2 separate regions of the Mus musculus genome follow, and region 1 is linked to region 2. Evidence: chromatin contacts called from ENCODE Hi-C or POLR2A ChIA-PET data. All regions are on one chromosome and are shown on one strand. Each heading gives the region's core, a stretch centred on a gene start or an enhancer-like site at or near the end of the contact. The rest is flanking DNA. Distances are from core to core; before and after follow the strand shown. Region 1 holds the start of 1810006J02Rik (RIKEN cDNA 1810006J02 gene). Region 2 holds the start of Pam (peptidylglycine alpha-amidating monooxygenase).

Region 1 (4,738 bases), core at 1,218-3,717, 36 kb after region 2:
CCAGAGAGGTCCAAGATTAAAATTCATGTTGGTATCTGAACTTGGTAATGTGTAAGAGTTTACCAGGTGTTACCAAATTTGAAGGTGTGGAAAGAGTCAGAGAGAGTGCCTGAAGCTTGGCACTGTGAAAGGCCAGGAGAAGCCATTGGTGAAAGTGCAGCCTCAATTGTAGCAGAAATCCCAGCATTTTGGAGATGTCAGTAGCCTCAGCATATGTCCCAGGACAGAGCAAATGTGGAGTGGATCTGACCTGATCCTGTGAGACAGGCGGCACATGCTGTGGAATGCAGAGCTGGAGAGGAGCCACCTAAACCCTTTGAGGCCAGAAGATCAGGAGTCCCAGAACTGACACTGAACTCTGTCCTGTTGGACTTGACAATGTTGCTTTTCTTTGATTGTGACTATGCCCTCCCTGTGTCTTCCCTCTTGAAGTAAGAATGTATTTACCTTCTTTTGTGATTTTTCCAGAGCCCACAATTGAGGCACCTGGTATACTTTAGACACACTTTGAACTTTGAACTTTGCCAAATGCTAAGACTCGAGTGTTTTAAAGGGAATGGATTTTGAAAGTATTTGAATTTTTAAAGACTCTGGGACTTTTAAAGCCCAGGATGTATTTTTATATCAAGATACTGCTATTCATATGAGAACTCCAAGGTGAACAAGAAAGGAAAGGTTATGGTTTGATAGTTATGCATTTGTGTGTCAAGCTGACAAGGGTCAGTTGTGTGTGTGTGTGTGTGTGTGTGTGTGTGTGTGTGTGTGTGTGTGTTTATTAACTTGAAGCAAACTTGTAATGAGGGAACAGAGTGAGTGCCAGGACAGCCAGGGCTACACAGAGAAACCCTGTCTCAGGAAAAAAAAAAAAAAAAAAAGAAAGAAAGAAAGAAAATACCTCCATAAGAACAACCTGTTTGGAAACCTGTGGAGAATTGTCTTGATTAGTGATAGATGTGGGCAGCACTAGCCCGGGGCAGGTGGTTCTGAGCTGTATAAAAAGGCAGGCTGAGCAACCTGTGGGGAAGAAGGCAGTAAGCCGTGGTTCTAGGTGGTGGTTGACCTTCCTATTGCTGCAGCCCTTAAACAGGTTCCTCATGCTGTGGTGAACTGCCACCCACCAACCATAAAAGTCCTTCCTTCCTAACTGTAGTCTTGCTACTGTGTCGTAAGTCCCTGATATGCAAAGACTTAGAGGGTTGCAGCTCACAAGTTGAGAACCACTTAGCATAGTGTCTGTGGCCTCACTTCCTGCCACCAGGTTCCTGCCCTGACTTTCCTTAGTTACAGGAGTATAATTTGAGGCTTGAAAGATGAAATAAACCCTTTCCCTTCCCAAGCCAGGTTTGGTCATGGTGTTTTATCACACCAAACTCTAAGACAAGAGGCTTGGATACGTAACAGTGTAACATCTCTTTTTGTGAACCTTTGCTTTTCTTTTCTAAATTTCTCTCTCTTGGGTGTGTGTGTGTGTGTGTGTGTGTGTGTGTGTGCATGCTTGAATGTGGTGACCTATGGAGATGGCATTATTCTTTAAAGGTCATTTTCCTTGATTTTTGAAACAGGGCCTCTCATTGGCCTTGTATGTCAATTGACCTAGCTTGCCAAACACTCTAGGCTGACCGACCAGTGAGCCACCAGAATCCTCCTGTCTCTACCTCTCCAGTGCTGGAATGAAGCTTTCAGCCCAGCAGAGTCAAGTTTTTGTGGTTACTGTTGTTACTTTGTTCTGTTTTTCCTGTGAGTCCTAGGGACTGAACCCAGGTCCTCGTGCTTGGAAAACAAGTGCTTCAGCGACTAAGCTCTCTCCCTCTGGCCCCTTAGTTCTCCCTTTAAGAGTTCAGTTTTCTTTCAGAATATGACTGAGAAAGAAAACATACTGTATTTTAAAAGGATGAATCCATTCAATTCCATTGCTCATCAACATTGTATGCTATCTATAAGTGCAGAGAGGATCTTGGCCTGGGGGAACAAGAGCCAGAGCAATGGGTTAGACATCTCTGTGTAAAACCTGCCCTCCTCCTTTCCATCTCTACAGATTCAGGCAACTTCTGTGCTCCTCTTTTATATACTCAATTGGAAAATGGAGCTAACAATAAGAACTAATTATGTTTTGGGCAAGAGTAAATGAGATAATACACTTAGAGGGCTGATTAAATGAGATGATACATTTAGAGGACCCCACAAGTGACTTTGTGAAAAGGCATCTAGTAAGTATATATTCTAATAGTAGGTTACATGAAATATTGATATCATTATGAAAGTGAGACCTTCCTATCCATCTGTTCCATGTAAGAATAATTATTAACTATGTAACCAAAACATACACCAAGCCTCTTTCCACATTAGAAGAAGAGGAAGTGACTTCAATTAGAGACGAGAGAATTGTTCTGAGTATTTGCTAGAGGAAATGAAGCTGAATGCTATATAAGGAAATGGTCTTTGAAAGGAGAGAGACCAGAGGAAATACAGCTCGAGGAAGGCATTTCTACAGCTTATGCCTAAAACACAGCGCCTGGAGTAGTAGCTTGAATGTTTCTGGACTCAAGGAATCTCAGAAGTAGACCTACAGGGAGGCAAGATAGTTTCTCACTGCCTGTTCTATCACCATGGATGGCATTATCTCAGTGTGGGCTACTGAACGCTGGTGATATCTAGGCAGAATCCAGGAACTCAGTAAGTCGAGGAACAGAGGCCTCTCACGAGGGGTGAGTTGACTATTAAATAAGTCTCTTCAGTCACGTACCTTTACTGAAATATTTTTATCTTCTGTAATCCCGTAGCCTTCAGGACCGAAAGATTTAAACATGTCAGCCTTGTTTCTGGTATAGAATAAATGTTGTAGGTAAAACAGTGTTTCATCCATGCAACAGAATAGTTAATTTTGGAATGGAACAATACTCCTTCCTTACGCTTAGGCAGTGACTAAACAGAGTAAGAGTCTGAAAAATTTTGAAGGGTAGAATAAGAATTACACTCTGTAAACCAGAACAGGAGTTTGCTTGAGGGCTCTGGTCTTTTTGATTTAGGTGTAAGGCGAAATAATTTACTGAGAGTAACTATGACAGGTGTGAGTTAGGTGCCTTGAGACACATTTCCAAGCAGCTGCTGTACAATAGGGAGTCAATTAGAGTTAAATAAAAGAATTGCTGAGCAGCACTTGGTCCCCAACTGAAGAATCCAATCCAATGCAATTAAAGGAAGACAAAGAGAGAGGGCAGGGGATGGAGAAAGGTAGGGAGGCAAAGGCAGAAAGAAGAGAGAGAGAGGCTCTGGACAAGTGAAGGTGAAGACATGGGGAGTCTTTTTGGAAGAGCTCAGTTTAAATCTTAAGAGCAGATGTTGTCCTTTGGGATTACATCGACATTGAAGAGGGAGGTTATCACGGTGTGGTTTCCAGTTGTGAACAGGGAGAAGGAGCTTATGTCAGCCATGCATTTAAGTAATTTTTTCAAACATAGAATAATCTAAAATAAACCGACAAAGTCTATTGAACAAGCAATTAAGTTACTTAATGGTCTGTGCCCCTGTTTAATTGGCTCGTTTCTGAAGATACTCTAACTGTAGGTTATAGGCAATTTTAAAGGGATAATAGATATAATGAAATCAGTAGCAGGAATATGAAAAAATTAAATACAATTAACCAACTGAGCTATAAGGTGATAATTAAAATCATTCATTCATTTAAAGGTGGGATAACTTTTATGCCTTATTGTTCCTATCTGCTACGTTTTACTTTTCCTAATCTCAGAAGCCAGACTATGGGTTTATGTAAGTGGGCTGAAAATAGACATGAAAATAATCAAAGGAAATAGTTTACTTCACATTTCTATTTTTATGGACTGCCAGGGCCAGAAGGGCATTGTATGTATACCCCAAAGACCACATCGCAGAGCGTGGAAGCAGGTCTTGGTTCACGCTAGAGACTTTCATAGATGACTTGTGACCTGGAACTTGGCCATCACTTATTCACTCACCATAGCTACTGATGGCACCAGAATTTTAAGAGCAGTGCTTCAGAGTTAAATCATCATAGTAATGAACAGCCGATTAGCAGAAAGCTGTGCGCATGCTCCAACTCTCACCTACAGCTAATTTCCTTGGGGGCGAAAGCAGGTAGGAAACAGAGTGCTGGAGAAGGTGGAGGGGCATCAAAGGCATGCCTCTGTGTCATATTCTTCTCTGTGCCTGGAAATGCTGAGGCTTTTCTACAATTCCTTTCCCTGTGTAATGTTTTTTTAATCTTAAAATTATTATTAAAAAACTATTATCATCAAGGAAAAATAGCATTTCACGAAGGCTTTATATTTCACCTAGAAAAATCCACTATAAGGAATAAATAGGACTAATTCAAAAGGTATCATAGAAGGAGAGGTACACCGTTACAACATGACTATCGGGATCATCATGAGTTTTTAATCTATGTTATTTTTTTTTTTGTTTTATGATACATAAATGATATAAATGCATGTGTTTATAACTAGATATATGATTATTCTCTCTTTTTCTTAACAGAAGACAGTATCGTTTTATACTTGTGGAAATGGCCACAATCCTATTCATCTTACAGTTATGGAGGACAGCCATCCACAACAACTTTCCTGGGTAAATTGCTTTTGCCAGTCCTATGTTCCTGCTTCAGGAATTTGAAGAGCTTCTGTGAGCCTTTTCTAGTTCCCAATAGACATCGACATTCCATGGGTCTTGGCTCCCCTGCCTACATTCTCCAAGTACATCACCC
Region 2 (4,252 bases), core at 1,111-3,610:
CAATATTAAAGTGTTACTCTATTGAAAACTGTATATTTGCAAGTGGGTAAGATGGCTCAGTGGGTAAAGGTACTTGTCACCAAGTGTGAAACCTGAGTGTGAGACCTTAAGCTGACATGGAGGAAGTAGTGAGCTAGCTACCACAATATGTTCTCTGATTTCCTATGTGTGCCTGTGCCTCCCCCTATAAATAAATTAATATAATAAAGTTATTTTAAGTTATGTTCATAAAAACAAAATTTTCCACTCTCTAGTTATTTTTCTAGGCATTATAATTTCCTTCCCAAGAGGAGGAGAAAAACATCAACGTGGTTACCCAGTTAATTGAAGTTTTGGATAAAATTATGGTAGCTTTTCAGTATTTGATTACCACATAATACAGTGTTTAAGTGAGGGTTCTCAACCTGTGGGTCGAGACCCCTTGAGGGTAAGCTCATTGGGAAAATATTGATATTCACATTATAATTCAAAACATTAGCAAAATCACAGTTATGAACTTATAAAGAAAAAATAATTCTATGGTTGGGGTCACCACAATGTGAGAAACTATATTAAAGGGTCCCGGCATTAGGACCACTGTCTTACTGGCTGCTTTTGCTCTAAAATAGTTATTTCCAAATGTGCGTCTATTTGATGAAACCTGGGCATTTGAGACATTAGTTTTAGAAAGTACATTCTTAGTGAACCTGGTATTTACTCCATTCTGTGAGGCAGCCTCACAAAATTATGACCTACAAGGGCTTATATACAGCTTTCTTGACACTTTCTACAAGCCACGTATTGCTGTTAGAATATGTTTGATGTCCATATAAAGATATAGGTGTCACTAAATTAGTTTAGAAAGCCCTTAAGGGCAAGAAATATATTCCATGTCTTGCTCTATAAAGCACCCAGCAGACTTGCATTGCATAATACAGGGACTCATGAAAATGTCTATTAAATTTAGGCTATAAGAATGACAGGCCTTAGCCATTTAATACAGAGTATAAAGCTGATTTTCTTGGCGGTTTTCCTTATAAGGTAGTTAGAAGACATTAAACGATGTCTCTTGTGTCTGTGATTATCAACTAAGTTTCTGAATTCACTTTACAAAGAAGAAGGTCCCCCCCCCCCCAAATTAATTTTACTTGTAGGATGGAAACAAGACTGTAGAGACAACAAAACATCTGAAGCAAAAGTTCTTGTCTCTAAGACTGGGGCCAGTAGGATCTTCATGGTAGTTGAATTTCTATAACCATGGGAACAGAGATCCATAGCTTAGACATAGGGTTTGCTGGATAAAGGACAGTTTCAGCTCTGTTAACCAGTTCCAGAAAATGCGGTGCTGTCCCTCTCAGACTTAAAGAGCTCCAGGCCAAATTCATCTTTAAGTCACCAAATCTCAGCTTTAGGACCAAACTCAGGTCAGGGACCCACTAGCACAGAGCTTCAGCCTAAGACTTTGGCTCAAAACCACCACACAGCCCTCTAAAATCGTCCCAGCAAGCTCTAAGCAGCCAACAGAACAACGCGTATTTGTCCAGGTCAACAAAGATTCTGATGGAAGAGAGTACCAAGGCCACACAGATGAGGTGACCCAACCAGATTTAGTGAATATAGGAAGTAGTGGGTACTGTCCATCCTGCCTGACAGAGCAATCACCCTTCCCTGGAGGATTACACACACTCTAAAGCTGGCAGAAAACCGCGGGGAGACAGCAGAGCTGGGCTGGCGATGAGGATGGGGAATTTCCATGCTTCCAGGCACTTGCCAGCACTTCAAGCGCCTCAGTCGGTATTCCACGTCCGTAGCTGTCAATCTGCGCGGCCCCTACTAACGCTCAAACTAGTCCTAAGGATCCACTCGGGGTCCCGCGGGGCTTCGCAACCGCCACTTAGAGTTGTCCAAAAGGGGGGCACAAAAAACCCAAGGCGAATGAACAAACGCGCCCAGAAAGGCGAGGGCGCAGTTAAAGTGCCACAGTGGGCACAGCACCGGTGAAGAACGCGGTGGTGCTGACAACCCCAGCACTTGGGAATGCCAGGAAGGCTCGGACGCCGGATGCCAGGACCCCGGCCGCGCCGGAGGAAACCCACCGGGTCCCTGCGCCAGGAAGCCAAGGGACCAGCAGCCCGCTCCCCGCCCCGCCTCTGCCCAACTTCCGCGCCCCGCCCCGCGCCCGACCCTCTCCCCGCCGCGCCCGGCGCCGGCCACACTAACCTGCGCGGCCGCAGGCTCTTCCCGGGACGGAAGCGGGAGCCCGCGGGCGGCGGGCGGAGTTAGTTGGAGGCTCCGGGTCCCAGGGCGGGGACAGGCTGAGCACGCGGCCGCGGCCGCTGCTGGCCTCCTTCCTTCCCGGGCCGCGCGCTGGGCTCCGGGACCGCCCGCTCCCTCCCCCGGGGCGGCTCCCGCCTCGGCTCCGCCTCCAGCCCTCAGAGCCCGGCTTTGGCTTCCCCGCTCCCGGGGAGCGCGCGGCGGGTGCTTGGAGTCCCGGGCGGGTCGGAGGGTGGCCACTGTCCCAAGGTCTCTGGGGAGCGTGGAGAAGGCCAGGGCCCGATAGTCTCTGGGACGCGGCGGAGTCCCGGGTCCTTTCTGGCCAGCCCCGCGCGGTGACCGCGCCAGCTGCGTGGAAAGAGGTAGAGGACGAGATCTGAGTTGGATAGGGGGCTGCTTCCCGAGGGGGTGAGGGACCTCCTTCCTCCTCAGCGCCCTTTGGGCTGGGGCTCTGCCAGGTGGTCTGCACCCGGAGAGAAGATGCTGGTTTCGAACCCTTAGCTGAGGTGTAATTCCATTCGAAGTCACCTCCTGCAGCCAGGTCCCTGAATTCGAACCACACACAGGTTGCATGCGGTTTCCTGGCCAGAACCCCAAGACCAGAGGTTTGCCTTTCCTGACTTCCCACCTCCACCTGCTGTCCCTTTCTGCTTCTGAGGAGCACTCAGCTTTGGCACACAAGACAACCAGACCAGTCCCATCCCGGCATCGCCCTAAAGCAAGAGAAATAGGACAGGATGAGTAAAAGCCAGAAGTGTTGTGTGGTAGAGGTTTGGTCACTGCGCGTTACTATCTGCACACCCCCCCCCCCACGCACACACACACACAATTGAAGAGCTTTTAATAGAAACAGGTATTTAAATCTCCCCTTGTGTAGTGACTTTTGGAGTATTCATGGTGCCCTTGCTGTGCAAAGTCCTCTGCTTCTTTCTCCAGAGTTCCACCATATCTTTTATTTAATCTTATTGTCGCAGCAGATCCCTGTGCTACTGTGGCTCTGCAACCAAGTGCTGGTCTTTTCAAGGAGCTCCTCTCTGCCTCCATCTATGAAGTTCTGTTTGGCAGGATTGGGGGATATTGGAAGAAGGTCACTGAAGATGTGGAAGAAGTCCCTGGAATGAGATGAAGAAAATGCAGTGGAAAGGGGGAGCTAGGGTGAAGGAGGCTATGCTCTCAAGCCACAGGGGAATTCCCAGAAAGAAAATCCATTTCTCCATAGGGAAACTACTTCAGTGACTATCACAGCTTATCAGGCAGCAGTGGTGAGCCAGAGATAAATCAGGTTGACCAGGCCAGTCTGAGCTTTTATTTCTCAACCCAAATTCCAGGGAAAGCCTTTGACCCTAGGTTCTCAGGTAGAGATAAGAAATTCTTTGTAGAAACTAAATGTCATAAAAAGACGTCAGAAACAGATTCAGTTTACTGATGAGGGCGACACACACTAGGGCTGATCTTTGGCATTGCTCCTAAGTCATTTCTTTACCCTGGTCTAAATGAAACAAGCTCTTAAAACCCTTTTTGAAGCAAGGTGTCATTGAGATAGCCACTCTTCTGTGCTCTCTGTATGCACATTCATAGATATATGTGCCTTCTCCAATACAAACAAATAAACAAATGGTTAATTTTTTGTGAGAGAAGAAAACTTGATTTAGTGTTCTCAGGCTGTAGTGGACTTTTTTTTTTTTTTAATACAATACCTTCTGATCCCAAGAAAATTTCTTGTTCACAGGTGTGTGTGTGTGTGTGTGTGTGTGTGTGTGTGTGTGTGTGTGTGTGTGTGAAAGAGAGAGAGAGAGAGAGAGAGAGAGAGAGAGAGAGAGAGAGAGAGATCGTTAAAATGTCTAACTATACTCTTGTCTCATACCCTCAAGCTCCTGGTGGACAGTTTAGGGTTTCAGAATGCAAACTCAGTTCTGGTGTCCTAGTTTGGTTTGGGTGTTCTGTTGCCGTGATAAAACACACACAATAGTCAACTTGGGAGGAAAGGGTTTGTTCAGCA

What was found. Hi-C counts contacts between places; a loop is a spot of excess contacts on that map. ChIA-PET counts read pairs that join two places held with the same protein, here RNA polymerase II (POLR2A).
Region 1: a map of left cerebral cortex shows a loop between it and region 2 (5-fold over the local background). The contact joins the promoter of 1810006J02Rik here to the promoter of Pam in region 2. A Hi-C loop is called at or near these places in 6 of 37 maps with a recorded cell type or tissue (T-helper 17 cell, heart and left cerebral cortex). POLR2A ChIA-PET finds 5 or more read pairs at or near these places in 2 of 5 experiments (both embryonic stem cell).

What each region holds. Positions count from the first base shown.
Region 1 is chr1:98,129,000-98,133,737 of GRCm38, forward strand. 1810006J02Rik (RIKEN cDNA 1810006J02 gene) reads left to right here and starts at 2,468. Exons shown (of 3, transcript NR_040439.1): 1 at 2,468-2,705; 2 at 4,513-4,602.
Region 2 is chr1:98,093,286-98,097,537 of GRCm38, forward strand. Pam (peptidylglycine alpha-amidating monooxygenase) reads right to left here and starts at 2,361. Exons shown (of 26, transcript NM_001357127.1): 1 at 2,200-2,361.